Linked DNA regions of Homo sapiens: all the other regions are linked to region 2. Evidence: chromatin loops called from intact Hi-C (ENCODE). Cell type or tissue: sigmoid colon. All regions are shown on one strand.

The links. Peaks named below come from ENCODE experiments on the same cell type or tissue, not always from the same donor. Only the 100,000 strongest peaks of a DNase experiment are listed, where the experiment ranks them.
Region 1: a loop joins it to region 2, with 4 times the contacts of the local background. A loop is called at or near these places in 77 of 110 quality-filtered maps.
Region 3: it touches region 2 in a loop (6-fold over the local background); 101 of 110 quality-filtered maps call a loop at or near these places.
Region 4: it touches region 2 in a loop (4-fold over the local background); 3 of 110 quality-filtered maps call a loop at or near these places.
Region 5: a loop joins it to region 2, with 4 times the contacts of the local background. A loop is called at or near these places in 12 of 110 quality-filtered maps.
Region 6: it touches region 2 in a loop (6-fold over the local background); 74 of 110 quality-filtered maps call a loop at or near these places.

The regions. Positions count from the first base shown.
Region 1 is chr13:51,894,727-51,898,726 of GRCh38, forward strand. It overlaps a transcript of TMEM272 not described here. Among named protein-coding and RNA genes, the nearest start is that of CCDC70, 35 kb to the left of the region's middle. In sigmoid colon, a CTCF peak has its summit at 1,734 (motif pointing right); a DNase peak (open chromatin) is centred at 1,798.
Region 2 is chr13:52,126,380-52,130,379 of GRCh38, forward strand. NEK5 (NIMA related kinase 5) reads right to left here and starts at 2,694. Exons shown (of 24, transcript NM_001365552.1): 1 at 2,650-2,694; 2 at 1,216-1,283; 3 at 987-1,125. The coding sequence starts at 1,103. It overlaps LOC101929657 (a long non-coding RNA gene), which reads left to right and starts at 2,516. Exons shown (of 2, transcript NR_110306.1): 1 at 2,516-4,000. In sigmoid colon, CTCF peaks have their summits at 1,554 (motif pointing left) and 2,734; DNase peaks (open chromatin) are centred at 1,982, 2,452 and 2,612; H3K4me3 peaks cover 1,785 bases.
Region 3 is chr13:51,998,958-52,002,957 of GRCh38, forward strand. All of the region lies in intron 1 of ATP7B (ATPase copper transporting beta), which reads right to left. Among named protein-coding and RNA genes, the nearest start is that of ATP7B, 10 kb to the right of the region's middle. In sigmoid colon, CTCF peaks have their summits at 2,372 and 2,573; a DNase peak (open chromatin) is centred at 784; H3K4me3 peaks cover 646 bases.
Region 4 is chr13:51,147,592-51,151,591 of GRCh38, forward strand. It overlaps a transcript of C13orf42 not described here. Among named protein-coding and RNA genes, the nearest start is that of C13orf42, 38 kb to the left of the region's middle. RefSeq lists an enhancer at 677-1,568. In sigmoid colon, a CTCF peak has its summit at 1,580; a DNase peak (open chromatin) is centred at 1,530.
Region 5 is chr13:51,934,091-51,938,090 of GRCh38, forward strand. It overlaps ATP7B (ATPase copper transporting beta), which reads right to left. Exons shown (of 21, transcript NM_000053.4): 18 at 3,386-3,589; 19 at 3,186-3,303; 20 at 1,503-1,605; 21 at 1-939. The coding sequence ends at 666. It also overlaps a transcript of TMEM272 not described here. Among named protein-coding and RNA genes, the nearest start is that of CCDC70, 74 kb to the left of the region's middle. In sigmoid colon, a CTCF peak has its summit at 1,848; no DNase peak of the experiment used is centred here.
Region 6 is chr13:51,813,153-51,817,152 of GRCh38, forward strand. TMEM272 (transmembrane protein 272) reads right to left here. Exons shown (of 5, transcript NM_001351003.2): 5 at 195-3,961. The coding sequence ends at 3,599. LOC107984561 (a long non-coding RNA gene) reads left to right here. Exons shown (of 2, transcript XR_007063805.1): 2 at 5-680. Among named protein-coding and RNA genes, the nearest start is that of DHRS12, 11 kb to the left of the region's middle. In sigmoid colon, a CTCF peak has its summit at 2,113 (motif pointing right); a DNase peak (open chromatin) is centred at 2,139; H3K4me3 peaks cover 805 bases; H3K27ac peaks cover 257 bases.

The DNA of each region.
Region 1 (4,000 bases), 230 kb before region 2:
GACAATTTTTCCATGGACCAGGCTGGGGAATGGTTTCAGGATGATTCAAGTGCATTACATTTAGTGTGCACTTGATTTCTATTATTATTACATTGTAATATATAACGGAATAATTCTACAACTCACCATGATGTAGAATTAGTGGGAGCCCTGAGCTTGTTTTCCTGCAACTAGATGGTCCCATCTGGGGGTCATGGGAGACAGTGACAGATCATCAGGTGTTAGATTCTCATAAGGAGTGGGGAAACTAGATCACTGGCATGCACAGTTCACAATAGGGTTCATGCTCCTATGAGAATCTAATGCCACTGCTGATCTGACAGGAGGTGGAGCTCAGGTGGTAATTTAAGTGATGGGGAGCAGCTGTATATACAGATGAAGCTTCGCTTGCTCACCTGCCACTCACCTCCTGCTGTGTGGCCCAGTTCCTAACAGGCCATGGACAAGTACTGGTCCATAGCCCAGGGGCTGGGGACCCCTGACTTAAAGGAAAAAGGAACTTGGGTCAGCCTGGCTGAGATGCATGTGGTATTGGGGTGGTTTGTGGGGAGCTGCAGAGAACCCATAACCAGCATAGGCTCTGATAGCATTGTCCTCTTCAGCTGCCATTGTGGGGTGGGAAACTGCCTCTGAAGATGGTTTTCTAAATATTCCTTATGGATGGGGCTCACACTCGGTAGTAACTGCAGGGAAATCGAGCCACAAGACAGTGGCTCAAGTCAGATTCTCTGTGCTTTAGGCAGGGAATGGATTCTGGCTGTCTCTTGGATAGCCCTGAAAAGAACTCTGGTGGGAAGGTGCAGAGGGGTGTTTGCTATGGGCTCCACCTGGGACATTTATCCATCTACCTGTGGGACAGGGCCTGAAGCTAGGGCTACCAAGATAGCAGACCAGGCATTTCCTCATCTTCAACCTCCTGTCCCCTCACTCCTCCCAGCTAGACCCTGACACCACTGCCTACATCCCCCCACCCTCTGCCCTGGGATGGGGGAAAAAATAAAACAGCTGAGCATGCAGCTAATGATGATATTTACAGCTACCAGTAGGGAGTGTTCCCAATGCGCCAAATGCTTAACATCCGTGATCTGACAGCCCCCCTGTGATGGTAAATATCCTCTCCACTTCTCAGATTCCAATACACAACCCCTGAGACTCAGGATGCTCTTGCCATGGTCTTTTTTCCCTTTTTAAATTTTTACAAAAATTTCCCACATAGCAACCAACGTAACCACAAGCCTCTTCTAACAGCTGCCTGACCCTCCTCCTCTTAGCCTAAACACTTCATCTCTTTTCTGTGGACAATGCCTGCTTTCAAAAGCTCTTTTCTTCAGGGAGAACAAGAGTCTGCTAAATTCTATTAGTGTTCAGCAAACCCCAGGGCCCCAGTCTCAACTTTGGCACAGGAAAGTCCAACACTCCACATCCCCTTCCTGGAGAAGCCAATCTGTGGGAAATGTAACTCTCAGCCTACAAGAAAGCTTCAGACTGACTTGTCTTTTTCTCCAGCTCCTTCTAGCTGTGCCATCGGGGACAGCTTGGTGAATATAAAAGATTTTCAAAGCCTATAACAAGCCATATAGCTCTAGAGGGGTGTGTGTGTGTATGAGAGAGACAGAGAAACACGTGTGTGTAACACAAATGTATGTTTTTAGAATAATTATTGAAGTTTTCTTATCATTTCAGAGACTTGGTTTTAAGTGAAGGAACTATGTGAGCAGCAGCAGCATGTCCAGGAGAGGGCACCCTCTCACAGCCTGGCTAAAATGCTCAGGGCAGGTCCTGGTTCTGCAGTCACTGCCCTCTGGGGAAGGTTGTTCAAGTTGTCGGTGCACATGCCCCATGCACCCAGCCGGATGCCCTGAGAGGGGGATGCTGTGATTATCAGACAAAGCCTGTTGCGACCACCAGAGGAGGTCCATCTCTTCCCATGAGGCACCCCTGCAGCGGTCTTCTTACAGTGTCTCCAGAACCCGGCTGAGTACTTCCAACTGTGCACTGATCCTTGCCAGAAGCTTGGCCAGTTTGGTCGGCTTGGGGGTCTGACTGTTGTGAGAACAGTGGTCTCAGTTGGTCATGTGCTCAGGACAATTCAGAGAACTTAAAGAAACCCAGGTACCTGGGCTCCACTCCAGACATACTGAATCTGAATCACTGGGGTAGGACCCAGGCAGGTATGGATTTTTGAAACCCCACAGGTGATTTAGATGAGCACCTTGACAGGAGTTAGTCTGCCGCAGTTCCATGTACACCGTCAGAAGACACAAGACTCCTGAGTCAGAAACAAAGCACAGCAAGCAGCATAAACTTCATGTTCAGGTTGGTTCCCTTTGTTCTCTGGCACCACAGGGTGATGCAGAGTGGCCCAGGTGAATACAGAGCACACATTGGGTTCATCACAGCAGAGGAGCCCCAAGTTTCAGAAACCCAAATCTTTTGAAAGGCTGAAAGGACTGCAGGTAAACCTGCCCAACTTTTACACCATAGTAAGACATTGTCTTTTTTTTATTTTTTGGAGACAGGGTCTTGCTGTGGTGCCATCATGACTCACTGTAGCCCTGACCTAGGCTCAAGCAACCATCCTATCTCAGCCTCCAAAGTAGCTGGGACCACACATGCATGCCACCATGTCTGGCTAATTTTTTTTTTTTTTTTTTTTTTTTTTTTTTTTGTAGAGATGGAGTCTCATTATGTTGCCCAGGCTGATCTTGAACTCCTGGGCTCAAGTGACCTGCCTGCCTCAGACTTCCAAAGTGCTGGGATTACAGGCATGAGCCACTGTGCCTGGCCAAAATTATCTTTATTATCATACACAGTAAGAAAATCTGTCTTCCCTGGAGGGGGACTCTTATTTTTGTCTGCCAAGATGATTTCCTTTATAATCTTCTTGAAAAAAATAGTTGAAAAGATAACTAGAACAAGGCTGGGCGCAGTGGCTCATGCCTGTAGTCCCAGTACTTTGGGAGGCCGAGGTGGGTATATCACCTGAGGTCAGGAGTTGGAGACCAGCCTGGCCAACATGGTTAAACTCTGTCTCTACTGAAAATACAAAAATTAGCCAGGCATGGTGGTGCGTGCCTGTAATCCCAGCTACTCAGGAGGCTGAGGCAAGAAAATCACTTGAACCCAGGAGGCGGAGGTTGCAGTGAGCCAAGATCATGCCATTGCACTACAGCCTGGGTGACAGGGTGAGACTCCATCTCAAAAAAAAAAAAAAAGGGCTGGGCGCGGTGGCTCACGCCTGTAATTCCAGCACTTTGGGAGGCTGAGGTGGGTGGATCACAAGGTCAAGAGATTGAGACCATCCTGGCCAACATGGTGAAACCCCATCTCTACTAAAAATACAAAAATTAGCCAGGCTTGGTGGCGTGCACCTGTAGTCCCAGTTACTGGCTGAGGCAGGAGAATCGCTTGAACCTGGGAGGCAGAGGCTGCAGTAAGCAGAGACTGTGGCACTACACTCCAGTCTGGTAACAGAGCGAGACTCCATCTCAAAAATAAATAAATAAATAAATAAAATAAAATAAAAAGATAATTAGAACAAAAGTGCAGTGCCCCTGCTCATAAACATGCAGAAATACAAGAAACTCCTGGGGATTTTTCTCCTGACACACTCCTGGTTAAGAAGCACTAATGCAGGATATTGTTCTATATCTACATGCTTTTCAGTTTTCAAAGAACTAATTGAGAAATGAGCTCCTTATAATAGAGAGGATGGCTGCCTCATGGATGGAGAAATGGGCAACTGACTTATGGTGTGATGGCAGCTACCACTACATAAATATCATGCATTTTCTGAATGTTTTACAAAACAAACATCAGATTCACATTTGCAAAAGTAGGAGTAATGTAAGGGTTAAACTAAACAATATATGCAAAATGTTGGCACATACTAGATAATAAATGTTAGTTCTCTCTCCTCTTCTGCCCTTTGCCTACTTCACAGCCTATCCTGGCTGCACAAAGCCAACAAGAATGGCTTAGACTTATATCTTTTTCCTGC
Region 2 (4,000 bases):
CTATTATGTGACAGGAACTGTTCTGCATACTGAGGAAGACAAGCAATAAACAAATGAATAATTAAGAGAGCAAAGTAATTGCAGAGCATTATACATGCTAGTAAGAAAATAAACCAGGCCAGAAGCAGTGGCTCAAGCCTGTAATCCCAGCACTTTGGGAGGCCAAGGCGGGCAGATCACTTGAGCTCAGGAGTTCAAGACCAGCCTGGGCAACATGGTGAAACTCCATCTCTACTAAAAATACAAAAAATTATCCAGGCATGGTGGCATGCACCTGTAGTCCCAGCTATTCAGGAGGCTGAAGTGGGAGAATTGCTTGAATCCCGGAGGTGGAGATTGCAGTGAGCCAAGATCATGCCACTGCACTCCAGCCTAGGTGACAGAGCGAGACTCCGTCTAAAAAAAGAAAAGAAAAGAAAACAAAAAAGAAACCAGGAACCAAGGTGGTGTGATAAGGTGATAAGGTGTGATTGTGGCTGGGGGTCTACTCTAGCTAGGATGTTTGCAGAAAACCCCTCGTAGAGGACCTGAATAAGGAGAGAGGAAGTGCACCACAGAGAAAAGTCAGGGCAACAGAGGAGGCTGGCATCTCACAGGGCCTTGCAGGGCACCCTAAGGAGGGCCATAGGAGCCACAGGGATGTGATCTTATTTCTTTTCTATTTTCATTAAAAAAATTTTTTTTTAGCAGGGACAGGGTCTTGCTATGTTGCCCAGGCTATCTCGAACTCCTGGCTTCACACAATCCTCCCACCTTGGCCATCCAAAGTGCTGGGATTACAGGGGTGAGCCAGTGCGTCCAGCCTCTTTTTAAAAATGAGATCATTGGTTGCTGTTTGGACAATGGACTTAGGAGGTTGAATTAACAAAAATCAATTATGGCTTAAAATTCGAAATTATAAAAAATAAAAATTTCCTTTTTATATTGGATTAAAAGCCAGCTGAATATCCCACTGAAAATTAACAGAAATTTGAACTTAACTTTACCTTTTCAAAATTGATCTCTTTTATGACACAGTGCTTGCTATCTGATTTCCCTTTAGCTAAGTATGCTTTCCCGAAGGCACCTTGCCCGATGGCCTTAATCACATCGTACTTATCCATGGTCTCCAATGGGCTGAGTTTCCTGGAATTAGAGTAATGTAAATTTATCACACACGTCTCATAAAGACTAACAAAGTCAGAAAACTGATGACTAAAGTGTAAAAGAACTCACTTAGCTAAAACTTTCCTCCCAGCCTTGCCAAGACAGAGACAAATAACTTTCTTTGTGGCCACAGATAACTGAAATGAGACAGAGTTTCTTGGTCAGACACGGGTCATAGCTCAGCTTTGATACACTTTTGCCCTGTATTCTCGGGTAAGTCACTTAACCTGGCAAAACCTCACTTTCCTAATTTCTAAAATGGAATAACAATACCTGTTTTGCAAGTTTGTTCTGAGAATGAAAGATACTATATCCGGTGTTTCGCACCTTTATAAAGCAGGAATGTCCTTAGGCTTGTGCACTTTTATAGTTCAGCCTTTCTTAGTGGGGACGTACTGCCCCCTAGGGGGAATTCTGGAAATATATGGGGGTGGGGAAGCTGTTTCCCCAAGATTCAGAGGCATGAGGTTTACAGGTGGTTGGGGCCTGAGATGGTAGGATTCTGCGATTCGAGAGACAGTCCCGCACAATAAAGGATTACCCCGCGGCCCTACAATCTTGGAGAGTCTTCCTATACATTCCTGTGCGTGGAAAAATCCGTTTGTGGCTAGAACCAAACTCTATTTTACATCGAAATGCTAAGTATTTTTGCAGTTTTAATGAACACTTCTTTTTTTTTTCGAGGAATGCAACTACATGTAAATCAAGGCTTGATTGCACTTCGGTTTGGAGGTTTACCAAGAATTGTTCACCATTTGGGAAAACCACGCGCTTCACTGGCCACGCTGCTCCTGGTCCCGGAGACCCAACAATCTGCATTTGCTGCCGTCACGTTCAGGCGACTCCCCAGGCGCGGCTACTGGCTACTTCTCTACATTTTCCAAGGGTAGTAGTGCCAAGCATTTTCAGATTGAAATATGTACTTTCTTACTTATTGCTTTCCTTCTATTTCCTCTTTATGCTACAGTTAGGGCATAATACAGTTTTGTTGTTGTTGTTAATGGGGTGAGCAGGGGGCTTGTTTTCGAATAATTTTACGTCAGGGTGGGAAGTCGGTACTGGGTTGCAGGGGGCTGGGAACCAGCTCCGCAGCCAGGAGAGGCTGCAGACACCGGAGGATCGGGTTCTGAGAGAGACGCATACGGACTTGGGGCCGGGGGTGACTCGCCGGGAACTGAGGGCCCGCGACCCTCCCGCCCAAGTGGCACCAAAGGGTGGAAGCCCCCAAATTAGGAAAATTCCTTCTCCCCTAGGGCCGCCCCTGGAAGCGGCCGCGGGTGAGTGGCAAGACGCTTACCCGTACCCGACCTCCGCGTGTGGAGCGTTGCCATAGAGACCGACGCGCCCTGGACGCTACACCCACACAGCCCAGGACGCTAGGCCTTTTCTGGGCCGCCCCCGCCGCCCCAGGCCGAAACTCCATCCCTTTCCCCCACCCTGCCGAGCTCCCGAAGCCCTGTGGCGGCTCCGGGCAAGAACTAAGGGCGGCCCCTGCAAGCGTACCTGCTCCGCCGGCTCCGCGGGGCCAACGAAGCGTCCCGGAAGGATCCGGGTTCCCGGGGCCGCTGCGCCTCCCTGCGGCCGGGGCGGAGCCGCGCAAGGAAACGCGGGCGGGGCGCGGGTCTGGAATGGCCTGGGGACCAGTCCACCTCGAGGCAGGGTCAGGCGCCAGGGAGTTTGGAGACCCGGCAGAGTCACCCCGCAACCGTCCCGTTGCCTTGGGTCGGGATTCCTTTGCTTTGCAGTCTACAGTAGCGCTCCCCGCTCTTGCTTAAGGTGCACCAGACGCTTCGCAAACGTTCTCTCTTTTCTTTACAACCCGTCAAGGCAGTAGTCTCCCAGTTTTACAAATGAGCTAAACTGATACAGGAAGAGTGTTTCTTGTACAAGGTCTCAAATATTGCCAAAAGGTGGACGTGAGACTGGAACGGCTTCCTACTCTTTGGGCCACAGCGGCGGCCTGCCAAGGGACTTTCTAACGAAACCGGCGCTGCCCAAGCGTCTGCACTCACGCCCAGTGCTCATCCCACCCTGCCCCATTCTGGATTTGCACATCAAGCTGCTGTCTAAAATGTTTAAGTAGTTGAAAAAAATGTAATTTTCAGCAATTGTAAATAGTGACGCAAGTTAAATATATCCAACTGAATCGAAACACTACAGTAATATGGTACCCTCCATCGTCCACCTCACACACACACACAAAAAAAACCCACAAAAAACTCTTAAAAATCCTAAGTTTACATCATTACTCTTCCTTCTTAAAATCATCTCTCCGCCGCCCCCTCCCCGTCCCTGCCACAAAAAATTTCTTCTTCTTGTAAGCACTCTAGTCAAGTTGGATTAGGGCTGAACTAAAGGCCTCATTTTGATCTAATTGCATCTTTAAAGTCTCTGTCTCCGAATATAGTCTCATTATTAGTTATTGGTGTTAGATTTCAGTGTGTGAATTGGGGGTGGCCGCGGCGGGGGTGAATGCAGCCCGTAGCAGGAGTCCAAAAGTTGTTTAGCAGTTGGAATATCCAATGTTAGTTTCTTTGGCAGTGAAATTCCCTCAAAATATTAGTAGGTATATGATCTACTTGTTTTTGTTTAATTACACGTGTCAGTGACCACACCCAAATTTCTTCCCTAGAATTCTTAGACATGCTTCATTAAATCATATCTTCATTCTACTTTCCTGATAGAATTTTACCCGTTATCTTTTTCATACTTGAAAGTCTTATTGATCATCCTATCATACTGCTGAAAGAAGTACAGAAATGGAAATTTATATTTCCTGCTCATAGAATTTTAGTTTTTCTGGATTAAATTGTTAAAATTACTAGTACTACACAATTGATCACAATAAAATGTA
Region 3 (4,000 bases), 130 kb before region 2:
CGGATCCTGTGACAGGACAGGAGGGCAGAGCCTGACATTAAAGCTGCATATGTTGGGTTCCCAAGAAGAGAACATGAGCACTGCAAACAGCACAGCCACCAACAGTCAGGGCTCTAGCAGCCCAGCCTTCAGAACAGAGGGGAGTGTTAACCAAAGCAGATTATTCACAGCCTGAGAGCCGTATTTAAGTGTATGCACAACAGAAGACCAGGAGAGGAGCACAAGACACATACTGCCCTTGGAAGTTTACTGGCAAGTTAGGAGAGAAGAACAGTAGCAAAGAGCAGTATTCAAAGTCTGAATTCCTCAAACACTAGGTGCTGGGAGCGGGGGAGGGAAGGACTGGTGGGCTTTAACAGAGGCTTGGCTTCTCCTCCCCATATCGCTGCTGATCTCCAAGACTGAAACAACTAGCTCAGCAGGACTTTCATATCAGCTTATTAACAGGAGACAGGCACAAACACACACATACCTAAGTAAGCTCACTGAAGGAGTGCTCTTAAATAAACTGCACTTGGCTGAACAGTCTTGAGTGAAAAACGATTATGATAGTTCTAAATTACGAAGAGATGGGATGGCCAAAAAGAGAAACAATGGGATTATCGAAAAGTAAAAGCCAATGTTTCCATTTCACAGTTCATTCCATGCACCTTCGACTTCGCTGGCTGCCCTCATCATCTGGCACCTTCCTGCAAAACTCCAACACGGCTTTACTCTCAGTTCCACTTGGCTTCACGCCTGTCCTCTAGCAGCTCAACAAGAATGTGACAGAACGCACATCCAGGCTGGCTGCCCACACTCTGATTCAGCACCACGAACTGCGGGAGGACCCGTGCTGCCACCTGGCAGTCCAACTACCCCCTAGTCCGCTCACCCTTCGCTCTCCGAGACAGTGGTCCTATCCCCTCTCTGGCTCCTCAGGTCCCCAGTGCCCACCCCCATACTTACTCTCAGCCAGTGACACACTGCCCAAGGTGACCAGTCCTTGTCTCCAAGCTCAGCCTCCAAGTTGCCCCACCTCCTGATTTTCCTCCTATCCTTCCCACCAACAGCTCCTACTCAGAGTCTTTCACCAGAGCCTCCAAGTCCCCAAACCTCCAAGTGCTGCAGTGGCCCCCAGCTCAGCCCTTGGACCTCTTCCATCTCTACTCATTCCTTGTACACTCATCCAGGCCAGGAGAAGTATACCTTTCTTAGCTCACTCAGGCTGCTATCACAAAATACCTTAGACTGGGTAATTTATAAGCAACAAAAATTTATTGCTCACAGTTCAGGAACCTGGGAAGTCCCAGATCAAGGAGCCAGCAGATTCAGTATCCGGTGAAGGCTGTTCTTTGCTTCACAGATGGTGCCTTGCTGCTGCATCCTCAAATGGCAGAAGAGCAAAGTGGCTCCCTCAAGCCTCTTTTATAAGGGCACTAATCCCATTCGAGAAGGCAGAGCCCTCATGGCCAAATCACCTCCTAAAGTCCTCACCTCCTAATACCACCACCTTGGGGGTTAGGTTCCAACATATGAATTTGGCAGGGACATTAACATTCAGACTATATCACCACCTATAGCCTACAATTCCCAACTCTATACTTACAGACCCAAATGCCTCATCACCATCTCCTCGGTGTTTCATATGCATCGCAAACTTAACTTGTCTACAACAGAGCTCTCAACATTCTGCCCTTCCCCTGCTGCTCCCACAGTCTTCCCCACCTTAGTAAATACAACTCCTTCCCTCCACTTGCCCAGGAAAAAATCCTGGATCCCTCTTTGATAAGAATAATCTCATCCAGGTGCAGGGGCTCATGCCTGTAATCCCAGCACTTTGGAAGGCCAAGGCAGGAGGACCACTTGAGCCCAGATGTTTCAGAACAGCTTGGGCAACATAGTGAGACACCATCTCTTCAAAAAATAAAAAATTAGCTGGGCATGGTGGTGCACACTTGTAGTCCCAGCTACTCAGAAGGCTGAGGTGGGAGGATCACTTGAGCCCAGGAGGTGGAGGTTGCAGCGATCTGTGATTGGACCACTGCACTCTACCCTGGGTGACAGTGTGAGATTCTGTCTCAAAAATAATAATTAAAATGAATTTAAAATTAAAAAGTAAAAAAGAATCATCTTCTTTCAAACCCACATGTAAATGTTTAGCAAATCCTGTTAGTTCCACCAACAAAATGCATCCAGCATCTAATGACTTCAACACATCCACAAGAACCCTGGTCCAAGCCACCAGCTCATCTCACCTGCACTATTGCTTAGAATCTCCTAAGCGACCTCCTGGCTTCTGCTCTTAGCCCCTAAAGTCTATTCTCAACACAAAAGTCAGAATACCTATAAGAGGAAGTCACAAGATGTCATTCCTCTAAAATGCCTCTAGGGGGTTCCCATGTGCTTAATAAAACCTAAAATCCTTACAATGATGACCTGTAAGACTATACAGTTGCAGCCCTCCCATTACCTTCCAACTTATCCTCACACTCCTGGCCCCTTACTCATTCTGAAACAGTCATTCTGATCTTGCTGTTCCTTAGGTAAGCAAAGCATACACCTGCCTCCGGAACTGTCTACTAGCTTAGAAATACCTCCCTCCAACATCCCATATCCAAAGGGCTCACTTCCTCACCTCCATGAAATCTTTGCTCAAACGTCAACTTCTCAATGATTTCCCCCAAATGATCCCATCTAAATTTCATACACTCCCAATTCCCTATCATCCTTCCCTGTCTTATTTTTCTTGAGAATTCTCAATCACCACCAAATGCAATAATACATCTTTTACTTACTCTTTTTAACAACTATCTCCCCAGTTAGGATATAAGTTTCACAAGTGCAGGAATCCTTCACATTTTTTTTTTTAAGGACAGGGTTTCACTCTGTCACCCAAGCTGGAGTGCAGTGGCATGATCTTGGCTCACTGCAGCCTCCGCCTCCCTGGCTCAAGTGATCCTCCCATCTCAGCCTCCCAAGTACCTGGGGCTACAGGTGCGTGCCACGATGCCCAGCTTGCTTATTTATTTATTTATTTAGTAGAGACAGGGGTTTCACTATGTTATCCAGGCTGGCCTCGAACTCCTGAGCTCAAGCAATCCGCCTACTTTGGCCTCCCAAAGTGCTGGGATTAGAGGTCTGAACCACCACACACAGCCTCTTCACATCTATTTTGTTCAGTCACTGCTTTATTCCAAGGTCTAAAACAGTGCTTGACACTTAAAGAATTTCTCAATAAGCATTTGTTAAATGAATGACAAAGAATGCCAAGCAAAAACAACTTACAAATGTGCTTGCTGTAAAAGGACTGCTAAACTTTCCGACAATACTCAACATTCAGGGCCAGGCGTGGGGGCTAACACCTGTAATCCTAGCACTTTGAGAGGCTGAAATGGGAGGATCACTTGAGCCCAGGAGTTTAAAACCAGCTTGGGCAACATGGTGAAACCGTGTCTCTAAAAAAAAAAATGTTTTTAATTATCTGGGCATGGTGGCACATGCCTGCAGTCCCAACTACTCGAGAAGCTGAGGTGATAGGATCACCTGAGCCCGAGGAGATCCAGGCTGCAGTGAGCCTGCCACTGCATTCCAACCTGAGCAACAGAGAACCTGTGAAACAAGAGGGGCAGGGAGGCGAGGGGAGAGGGGAGGGGAGGGGAGGGGAAGGGAGCAAGCCTCATGCAAAAGCTGGCTCCCTCCTCCCTCACTTACTCATTCATTTATCCCTTCAAGCCAGGGATCTAAGCTCAAATACAGGCATCTCTCAGAGATATCCATGGGTTTGGTTCTAGATCATCACAATAAAGCAAATATCCTAATAACGTGAGTGACACAAAGGTTTTGGTTTCCTTGTGCATATAAAAGTTATGTTTACACTATAGTCTATCAAGTGTGCAATAGCATTATGCCTAAAAAAATACATATACTTTAATTTTAAAATATGTTATGGCAAAAAAATGCTAACAATCATCTGAGCTGTCAGTAAGTCATGGTCTTTCTGCTAGTGGAAGGCCTTGCT
Region 4 (4,000 bases), 980 kb before region 2:
GATGGCGGGTGCCTGTAATCCCAGCTACTCGGGAGGCTGAGGCTGGAGAATCGCTTGAACCCGGGAGGCAGAGGTTGCAGTGAGCTGATATCGCACCATTGCACTCCAGCCTGGGCAACAGAGCAAGACTGTGTCTCAAAAAAAAACAACGAAGGGGTGGATTTGGTCCAGGTCTTCAACCCTAGTTGCACATTAGAATCAATCACCTGAGAGATGTTTAAAAATACCCATGCCTGATCCTCCTCACAGACCAATTAAATCAGAACCTCCAGCAGGGAGGAACGGGTCTGTGGCTAATAAAACGGCTCAGTTGATTCTCACATATGGAGAGGGCTTGAGAAGCCCCGGATTAGGGGATCTGCAAGGGCCTCCTATGTCTGACGTTTGCCACTCTGTATATGACAGAATCATAGGGTCCCTGGGCTCTGGGTGCTGGTGGACCCTCCCCCAACACATGGAACCAAGCAAATGGAAATGAAACAGCACTGGATGACGCTTTGCATCTGCATAGCACTTTGACCCATGTGATTTCCGTAAAATCCCATGGCAAATTGGACCCCTATGATTACTTCTAGTGGAGAGGAAGGAAAAGAAACAAGGGCCAGCCAGGGAGAGGTCTCCCCAGGCCTTGCCAGCAGCCTGCCTCCCAGTCCTTGGGCTCAGCCAAGCCTCTTCATCTCTTTACAGAGACAAGGGAGCGCCTGCCCTGTGCCAGGCACTGCAGCAGGAAGGACTACGTCAGCAACATAGCACACACGCACGGCCCCTGCCCTCAGCAGGGGAGGAGAGCGACGCACAGGAAAACATCTTAAATGGTGTGATAGGCATCATGAAGGACGCCCACAGGGTGCCATGCAGAGAACAATGGTGGTGGCAGGAAGCCCCACAGGGAGGTGACATTTCAGTGAAGAGCTGTAAGGTAAAAGCCGGCAGCCCCCTGCAGAGCCAGGAGGCTCACGAAGGAAGAGCACAGCTCATGCAATCCCCTGAGGTCCCCCTGGAGGGGGGTCCAATGACACCTGGGGATGAGAAGGAAAGTCATCCTTTCCCTCCACCACATGGTGGGGCTTCTGGCTTATGGACAGGAACCCACTCCCACTGGGCAGCGACGTGCCTTAGGAAAAGGAAGAACAAACCCCCTAACTGGCTGAGGGCCCAAATGCCCCGCTGGCCTCAGGAGCCAGGGCTCTTTGAGGGTACCCTCCGCCGCCAGGCCCCAGCTGGGCCCGTATTGACCGTTTGGGCTTGCTGCTGCCTCCACGCCCTGGCTGCCCACCTCAAAGGCTCCCAGGACTCCACGGCTCAGGCTCCCTCTTGCAGGCAGCTGCTCCTTCCTGGGGCCAGGCTTCCCTTTACTCTGCAGAGGGGAATGGGTGCTGTTTTCCTTCCCCTCACAAAGCATCTTTCTGACTGCCCACCTCCTGCCCCACACAGTTTGAAAGGCTGATAGTTTCGAGATTCTGAATGAGGCTTCTGCAGAGGCCTTCTTGTGCTCCACAAGAAGGGCTGGGCAAGAATTTCAACCACGCTGCTAATTTCAGTCCGTCACTGCGGTGGCAGCTTCATATTTTCCCACTAGATGGGGTTCTTGATCTCTGCAGCTAAAGATCAGCTAGCTAGAGAGAATTCCAAATCATTTAATTTGGCTCTGAAGGCTGCTTAGAAATTTTATTCAAAGCAGAGGGAAATCTTTTATAGGAAGTGGCCAAAGGCTGAAATTGAAAAAAAAAAAAAAAAAACCCTAAAAATCTGGTTTCTGTATCTTCCTTAATTAGCAAAGGTGATAAAGGGTAATAAGTGAAAATGTTTGCAAAGGAAACCTAGCAAATCTGAAATACAGATGCAAATGGAGTGAGCTAGAAATGATTTCTCTAAAGAGCCATTTTGAACAATGCTGTAACTGCTTCTTCCCTTTGAGACAGCCAGAAGCATTGACCCTGGACATTCAAGCTGAAAAAAATATCCTTTGGTCTGGTCATTATCACCATTCTGCTTGATCAATGGTAGCCTGGTTCTCATTGATCCACTCCAGCCCCCAGACACACAAGAGAGGTAGCACAAGGTAGACGCATAGTGAAGCCACTATGAGCCAAAGGCAATTATGTTTTTCCAGTGCAAACTCATTTTGCTCAGTTCGGGAAACAGTTATATCTTTGAAGTCATTTAGCATGAATATTTCTCTTCATCATCAATAATAAGCACCTCTCTTGTCCCTTCCTCTGTAGGAAGGCTTTCTCTGACGTTTTTAGGCAGAGTTGAGATGGTGCCAGAAACAGCAAGAACAAAAAGATACTAACACTAACCCTGTCTTCAAGAGTCTATATCTTAGCCCAAGAAATAGCACTCTTCCCAGAAAACAGTAGAAGATACACATTATTTACATCATCTTAGAACTTTGCATGGATAAATGAAATATTTGACGAATAAACTCAGACCTTTGTATTTAGAAGTTAGAATTTTCCGTAGATATAAAACCAGTTTTAAAGAAGCTTCCCTTTTGAAGTGCCATAACAGAATTGCACAAGAATTATGGACAAAATTATGTAGACAAAAACACATGATCAGCTTTTACTGCTGACATTTTCATTTACTGTGGTGTCGTTTGTGGGACCCCCACATTTCTCCAGAATTGGGGATATTTTTTAACAGGCAGCCCTTGGTCACTTGGTCACAGTGAAAACAAACATCTTTGAGCACTTGGTCATTGTATGTCACAATTTTCAAATTTACAGCCACCAGCGTATCCTACTGGGGCGACTGGGGGAATCAATACTGGGCTTTATTCTTATTATATACTTGGAACAGGTTCAATGTAGTCCCTTAGGAAGTAATATTAGAACTTCAATCACACGGGAAGGGAGGCTTTAAGAAAGTTGCTTCTGTTAACACACTCCTCCGTCCTGGTCACAACCAAAACATATATATTCAGCCCAAATTTGGCATAAATTCTGCGTAAATTATATATACTTTCAGCAGTTCTACAAACATTTTTCAAGAAGACTGGCTGTATAACAGAACCTCTTTCTTTCCAGAAAGCAGCTTTGGCCATCCTAAAAAATGCAGTGGACTAATCCAGATGAGCCCATCAATTTGCCTAGGGGTCACTGCTTGTGCCACCAGAAAGATACTCGCAGAGAGACCCTCAACAACTGGGGCTATGTTGTTCCATCCCAGAATGAAAACTAAAACTAGAGCTGCATTAGCACTTGCTGAGGTAAACTGAATTCCTTGGTTCTATGCAGATCTTGCCTGTGTATGGATGACTAGAATCAAAAGGCTACCAATGTCTTCTGAGATGCCAGAAGTCAGAAATAATCCCAGCTAAATGAAAAATACCAGAAATGCTACCAAAAAAATTGGCCACAGCAAGTACAGAGCTGTAGAATCTTCAACTCTTCAGAACCCCCCTGGCCTGAGCTGTGTGCATAAGGCCAATCACAGGCACAAATTCACTCTATAGACACTAGTCAAACATTGTAGTAGACAGAATAACAGCCCCTAAAGACGTCCACACATGAATCCCTGCAACCTGTGAATATGTCACACCACATGGTAATGTTACATATGCGAATATGTTACACCACATGGTAAAGGGAATTAAGGCTGCTAATCAGGTTAAGATGGGGGGATTTTCCAGATTATCTTTCTTAAAAATGGAAGAGGGTGGCAGGAGAGGGCAGAAAAATGAAATGTGAGAGAGACTCAGCACACCATTGCTGACTTTCAAGACAGAGGAAGGGGCCAGAAGCCAAGAAATGCAGGTAGCCCCAAAAGCTGGAAAAGGAAAAAAAAAAGAAAAAACAAACAAACAAACAAACAAAAACTCAGATTCTTCCCTAGAGCCTCTAGAAGGAACTGAACCCTGCGGACACCTTGATTTTTAGCCCAGTGAGACCTGTGTTGGACATCTAACCTAGAGAACTTCATATTGCTTTAAGCCACTAAGTTGGTGATGATTTGTTCCAGCAGTAATAGGAAATCAATATAAGCACCTTCTATG
Region 5 (4,000 bases), 190 kb before region 2:
TCAAGCTGAAATGCACACTCCAGAGCATTGGAGAAGCGCCTGAGAGCAGCAGCAAAGACCACAAGGACATTGGTCCCACCCTCCCAGGTGACAGGCAGGGTTGCGAGGGGTCCCCACTGACAAGCACACAGGAGAGAAAAGGAACAGACTATGTACGAAGAAAGGAACAGACTATGCAGGAAGAAAGCAACAGGCACACCTGAGGTAAACTGTGGTCTCAGAAACATGATGCACACAGACAGGCGTCATCAGAAAGACCCTGACAGTGAGGTCTGCAGTTCTCTGGAAAGGCCCAGTGAGGTTTTTTGGTCCTGATGAAACTGTTCTCCATTTCACAGCAGTCATCCTAAATACTCCAAGCAGAGGTCTGTGAGGAGGGTGACTCGCCTCTCACCTTCTACAGTCCAGCCAAGGACTAGAGTCCAAGACAAAGCCCATGCTGACGGTCCCGTGAGGCCAAGAGGCAGGCAGGGCCGTCCTCTCCAGGCCAAGCCCAGCTGCACCCAGACAAGGCCGCGTGCTGCAGGGCAGGATGACTGGACATATCCAGGGAGCGGAAGTCCCCAAAGCTGGAGGCTAGCTCAGCCCATCCTGCTGCTGGCTGTCCTGCTCAGCTTGTGGTGAGTGGAGGCAAGTCCCTGCCCCGGCCCGCCTGCCTGAAGTCATCAGATGTACTGCTCCTCATCCCTGCCATTCAGGAGCAGAGACCACTTGTCCCCATCATCGTCTGCTGCAGCGCTGTGCCGAGATGGCTTGTCGGACGTCAGGGAGGACAGCGACACCTGGCTGACATAGCTGACCTGGTCCCATGGTGTGGCCCTGGGGGAGTCCCGCCACCTGTCATCCATGCCTATGTGCACACTGACCTGGGATGCCGTCAGGGGCTTCATGTGGCCATGCGCCTGTGCCTCATACCTCTCCAGGTCAGGCTTCTTATAGCTGGAAAGCAGGAACGCAACAGCATCTGAGCCATTCTAGAAACAAGGCTTTTTTTTTTTCTAAGCCTGGTGAAGGCCTCTCATCCATCTTTTAATAACATTCAGTATCAAAACCTCAAGAGTTTCCAAGGAAAAGGACATTAAACTCCCTATGGTTCCAGGAAAGCTCACCTGATTTAGAAACTTCCTAAGCAAATGCCTTGCACATTGTAGGCTGCCACTAACTTTTGTTAAATGAATGCACTCATAAATAAGTGAACATCTTTTTTAAATAAAAAAGTGATAGATCATACACAGGGACCCATGTCTGCTTGATGTTCACATAAACAGCCCTTGAGGAGCAGAGTAAGGGCAGCCCAGCACGTGAATGGGCAGCAGTGAATTGCCTGCTCATGGTGCTGATAAGTTACATGCATGCACACCAGGCTCCATGTGGGCTGCCACTGCAGCATTTGTCCCAGGTGAATGAATGGGAAATGAGAGGCAAGTTCCACTGTGCTAAGCATGCAGAATGACAAGGCCTCCTGGGAGCCTCCCACAGATGCTCCACCTGAGGGGACTCACCACTTGAGCTGCAGGGATGAGAGCACCACAGACACAGAGGAGGCTGCCATGGCCGCTGAGCCCATCCAGGGCTGCAGCACAATGCCGATGGGCATGAAGACACCTGGGGAAGAAAGAACTCGCACTCACACCTAGGTCTGGGGAGAGGAGCCAGGAGAGGGCTTCAGGCACCGGGCTGCCCCACCCTCAGCGGCCCCCAGTGAGGTCTCCACCTGGCGTGCTCAGAAGCCCCTGCCAATGGATCTTGCCCACAGGCCCCCCCCAAAGTGAGGCTTCCTAGAAAGCTGGGTGTGGGATGCTGTTGAGTGGGCCTGGCTCTCTTCCACTCGCCCTGATGTTCCCAGAACCACCCACAGGTGGCATCCCATTTCAGGGCGAGCTCCAGGGCAGCGACAAACCACAAGGAGTGGGAGGAGCGGGAGGAGAAAAGCGGCAGGAGCTGAGGGAGCCAGTTGCCCATCCTGTAGCCACAGTCCCACAGAGGACAAACACGGCTGAGGGCCACAGTCCTTCTCTAGCAGATGATCTCGCCTCCAGGGCTTCATGACATCTTTAGAAGAGGAATGAGAGCCAGGTCCCAGGACAGGGTCAGGAGACAGGTATGGTCAACTTTGTGTGGCAGAGGCACATACACTGGGGGAATTAAGCTCCTGAGCCGGCTCTGGGGACAAGAAGTAAACCTGCCTGACTCACTGGGCTCAGGAAGCCAAGGCCCTGTTACACAAGTCACCACTAACCACTCAGACACAAGGGAGACTGAGGCAGGAATGCTGTGATTACAAACTTGATCTCTCCTCAGCCCATGGAGGAGCACTCTGGAACTTTTCATTGCCATGTTCCTGGGGGCAGGGGGCAGGGAGCAGGGGGCGGGGGAGAGATGGTTCTTAAGGAGGGGGAATGAGGGGGAATTACAAAGCAGAAAAATCTATTTCTTTTCTTTTTCTTTTTTTCTGAGATAGGGTTTCACTCTTGCCCAGGCTACAGTACAGTGGTGCGATCATGGGTCACTGCCACCTCCAACTCCTGGGCTCAATAAATCCTTCTGCCCCAGCCTCTGTACTCCCAGATGGGACTAAGGTGTACGCTACCACGCCCAGCTAACTTTAAAATTTTTTGTAGAGATGGAGTCTCACCATGTTGCCCAGGTGAGTCTTGAACCCCTGAGCTCAAATGACCCTCCTGCCTCAGCCTCCCAAAGTGCTGGAATTACAGGCATGAGCCACCATGCCTGGTCAAAGAGCCATTTCTTTCCATGATCATTTGTGTAACTCAGAGTGAAACTTGGGCAGGATTAATGTTCAGGATAAGGTTCTGAAACACCAATAATTGTGCCTAGCATGTAGCAGATGCCCCATAATTCTTACTAATGATTATTTCTCAGACTATATGACTTAACAAATGGCTCAGAAAATAAGGCCACAATAAAATAGGGATCAGAAAATACAGCCAAGCATCTCCACTAGCTTTTTAGAAAGGACCAGAGTGAATGAAGGTTTCAGGTCCTCTCCACAGTTTCTCATTTAAAGACATATAAAGCAGGGGACATGAAAAAAAAAAAAAAACAGCCTTTCTAAAACGCCTCTAGCCAGCCAGTGAGTGAGCCACTCACTAACCCCAGCAGGAACCTGGGAGACAGAAGCCTTTCTGGGCGCAGCTGGAGCACAGTGGGTAAGAGCTGCCTACCTGCTGCAATGGGTATCCCAACCAGGTTATAAATCAGTGCCAGGACCAGGTTGATGCGTATCCTTCGGACAGTCCTCTTGGAAAGGTGAATGCTAGCCACCACATCCAGCAAATCATTCTGATGGAGAGGAGCACACAGTGAGGAAGGGGTCTGCCCATTGCCCTCCCAGCACCCACAGCCTGGCTGCAGCCACGCTCACTCTGATAAGGACGACGTCGGCTGCCTCGATGGCCACATCCGTGCCGGTGCCAATGGCCACACCCATGTCTGCCTGGGCCAAGGCCGGGGAGTCATTGACCCCATCCCCCACCATGGCGACTTTCTTCCCTTTATTCTGGAGCTCCTGGACCTTGGCCACCTTGTGCGAAGGCAGCACCTCTGCAAAGACTTTGTTGATGCCAACCTAAGACAAAAGGAAGGCAATGCCTAGTGTTGGCAAAAGGTATCAGATAGCAGCAGAAACCTCAAGTTACCCTTGCCCCCTCTGCCCTCGGCCTCTGGGTCCAGTCAGTGATGTTGGTCAACCACACCCTGCAGGTTTGCTGTCACAGGGCCAGTTTATCCCTGGCTCCTGCCCCAACACCCTGCACTGGTTTAGGCCCTGTCCTTTTCTGGATGTGCAAACAACCCCCTTGCTGGTCTCCCTGTCCACGGCTCAGTCCTCCAACTGTCTTCTCCATGTGCTGCCCCCATGGTCTTTCCAAAGCATCCGTCCGGCCATGTCCCTCCCTACTCTCCTGCTTCACATCCAGTAGACCCCATGCATCTCCCAGAGGAGGGCAGCTCAACTCTTGGGTCTGCTTCCGAGGGTCCC
Region 6 (4,000 bases), 310 kb before region 2:
ACAGACTCATCTACTCACCTGAGGATTATGAGGATTATGAGTTTTATGGAGCAAAATTTGCCTAGAACAGGTTGTCAGCTTCTGTGGACACAGTCTTCTACCCTCAGAAATCCCATTGGAAGAAAGAACAAATGAAGCATCCCAAGGACTGGAGGATTCTCTTCCCCCAGGGTATTCAAGGAAGACACTGGGGAACAAATTGAACAAAGTTTATTTCATCAACAATGAAAAATGCCCAGAAGGAAATGAAGCACAAGATTCAGTTACACAAAGATGAAAGCTATTGACCACTTGGCCACTTCTCATACTAAAAGAGAAGGAAATAACACGAAGTACTGGAAGTGACATTATATTGTCCTCATGGTGACAACCAGGATGGGCCTGACATAAGCCAGTCCAGGCTGTATGTGTGGCCCGAGTGCACACATGCGGTTTCTCTGGCCACCGAATCAGAACCAGCTGGGCCCCACAAGTCAGTCTCTGGGGGCTGTGATTCTGCATTGCAAACAAGTCCTTGGGTAGCTCTCAGGGTTCACCAAGATTTGAGAACCACTAGTGTGGCTGACTCCAGTGAAACAGTCCCACTTTTACTGCTTTCAACTGTCATTTATATAGATTCAGGCAAAGAATGGTTTTTAGAATGATGCCCGATGTAGCAAATAAAATGATCTCAACATATAGTTTATCTTTGCTGCAGTCTTTTCTCAGATGGGAAGAACAGATTATCCCTCTCTGCCACATAATTTGTTCCCTTGAGGTTTCATAGCATCCAGAAAGTTCAGGTGTTCCCATGTCCACTTCCCATTGCCTTGCCAGGTTCCCATGGAGGAAGGCTGCCCAGCTCTTGGGCCAGTCTTAGATGGGCATTTTCATTCTCCAGGTATACACAGCACATTTCATATCAGTGTGGACTGCCTACTTCAGGCCATGCCAAGGATTATAACTTCTTCTATAACCAGGAACTTCTTACACTCACCTCCAGCTCAGTGAAATTATACTAAGAGGTGATCACTTAAAGGGCACGCAGCTCAGCCCTTCCTAGACAGTCTGGGTGTCATCCCTGGATTAAGCCAGACTTCAAAGAACCACAGTTATAGACCATTTGCCTTACTTAGCCCCAGAGCCTCTTTCTTGAAATGTGCCTTATCATAACCATCTCACCATCTCCTGAGGGAGGCCTTAATCAGTTATCATTCAAAGCCTGCTGCGCTTGAAGATGTCACCCACTGAACCATTCAGTGTCCCCTCTATGAATGGATGCACATGAACATTTTCTTTAGGATCTAACCTGTTTCCCCAGAAGGGGGTAATTTTGTTTTTTAGAGATGGGGTCTCATTCTGTCACCCAGAGTAGAGTGCAGTGGTGCAATCATAGCTCACTGTAACCTCAAACCAGGGAAGATGTATGACCTATACAAAGAGATCATCACCTCTTCCTTACTGCTTTGGTGACAAGAAAACTCAAAGCTAAAAATATAGTCCAGATTTTAGCAATTATTTAGGACCTATGACCAGTATTCTCCATTGCAACTGGGGGTGGGCTGGTGGGGTGCATATGAGAATGAGCACACTTCATCCACCACTCCCTCTGGGAAAGATTTCTGCAACACTCTGGTGATACTCATGCCTACCAGAAACTGGGAATGTCCAACGTTTGAGACCTAGCTACTGATGTATCCAAAGCACTAACCAGTACCTGCCATCTGCTAACAGAAATCTTCATGCCCATGGTTGTTCACAGCTCTTTCCGCCTTTGCCAAGGCCCTCGCAACAGAAGCCTCAGAGGCTTTCATGTGGGAGTCATGCAGGTGTCCCTGGGCCCAGGTCTTTGCTGCTCACAGATGTCCAAGCATTGGCTAAGTGACTGGGAATGGCTGACGAGTCATGGACTGGGGAAAGGAGGGTGGGAGAGGAGCCCATGGAACTCCTGTCCACCCCAGTATCATAGCCCACAGACTCTCCCCAGTCCCCAACACAGAGAGGGCAACGTGGGACACAGTGAGGATGGAATTGGGCATCATAGGTGAGGTAGGATCTGCAAACTGCACACCCGCTGGTCTTCTGCCATGGCTCAAGTGAAAATGAAAACAGAAACTGCCCTTAGGGACAGGGGCAAAAAAAGGGCTGTTCTTCCTTTGTCCAGCAGATGGCACACCAAGCACTTTCTTCTCACCTGGGAGGAAAGGGGGACTAACGGTGACTGCCCGGGGAGTGCTTCTAAACTGAAATGGGAAGACCCCATGGGACTCACGGGGCCTTTCTCTTAAAGCTACGGAGAAGAATGAGCCTCTTGGTTTGAGCTGACACTTCTGATGAAGGGAGGTGCCTCCATTCATGGCCACTCAGGGATTGGTTTGATGAGAAAGCACGAAAACATAACAAAGTTAAAAAATAAACACAGCTCAGCAGTGTGTAAATATACAGAAATGCTATGCACGTGGCTGAGAGAAGCACGGTTAAGCAGGTGCCACGCACCCCTGGGCACTGCCCTAGAAACACTCATGACAGTATCTTCATACAAAATTCTAAAACATGGGACTTTTTGCTCATAAAGAGGCTCCCCAGCGAGCACTGACAACAGACCTGGACTTCATCTCTCAACAGCGGCAGCCAGAGGGAAGGTTAGTGGTCACTGTTCGGTGTCATCCTGGACTTCCAGACATCTCAATTTACAAAAGGCTTCCAAAGCCTAACTGGTCATTAGGTTGAGGAGCTATTATTCGATATTTAAGCTCAGAAACCAAAAACAGCTACACTGACGGCACCCCAACTCATGCAACCTGTCCAGAAACATACAAAACTGGTTTATGCCACCCAGCCAGCCGCAGATCATAGAGAGGTACTTGAATAGCCAGAGGCAGAGACAGACTCAAGGCCAAGCAAAGAACCTGCAGCAGCGGCACACGGTGCACACGGCGCTGCACTCCGCAATGCCTGTAGCAGGCCAGCCCGCCCCCTATGTGGAAGCTACTGCTTTGACGTTGTTAGATTTTATAGCTGACCTTGGGATGTTCCACCCATCACGTCAAACCTATCTGATATAGGGCTGGAAGAGACTGCTCCTTCACTTTCCCAAAAGGCAGCTAGAGTCACTAAAAGAATATCTTTTTCCTTTTAATAACAAAAGCCATCATAGCGAGTGAAGTTAAGATATATCTTGTGTGAAAGTCTGTGCACTTTCTATAACTTCAAGGTGACCATGGCTGAATGACAGCAGCAGTAGCAACAACCAACCTTGCTCTTGCACCAGTCATTGAAATTGCACTATGATTTGAAAAGGTCTCCCATTCTTTGCCTCCCACACTTCATACCCTCAAAAACAATTATCCCTTTGAAAACTCTTGTGAGAACAAAATTCCCACTCTGAAAAGAGCAGAAGTGATTTCCCCATGTCTAGGAAGGCAAGAGTTTCTTTAGTCTGCTATTATATTCAGTGCCTTTGGGTGGCTTTTTAAATGCCTTCAGGGAAGGTTTTATTACCTTTATGCCCTTCTCTGAACCTGTGTGTGTGTGTGTGTGTGTGTGCGTCTGTGTGTCTGTGTGCACGCGCGTGCATGCACACGCATATGCATACATGGTATGCTGGACAAGGCAGCTGTCAGTCTTCATCGGCAGCAAGTCTCCACCTGGAGCACAGGTAGACACAGCCGCTGCACAGCAGGAGCAAGACCAGCACAGTGTGACTGAGCGCCAGGACTCCGACTGCAAAGAGGTACAGGGTTTTGTCACAGTAGTCCTGAGGCTGCTGGAAAGGGGGAAGAAAATCAGGCAGGTACACAGAAAAGACCCAGTAGTTTCCCAGGATGAACCAGAGGAAGAGGAAGAGGCTCAGCAGGAGGTGGATGTAGTATCTGTGCGCATTCTGCCTCCAGGGGTATTCGTCATCGTCATCGTCATCAATCACCACGGCCTTGGACAGCAGCCGCCTCATCCTGGTGGAGTCGTACAACAGGAGAGACACCTGGGGCGTGGTGGGGAGCCAGGGTGGCAAGGCAGAGCA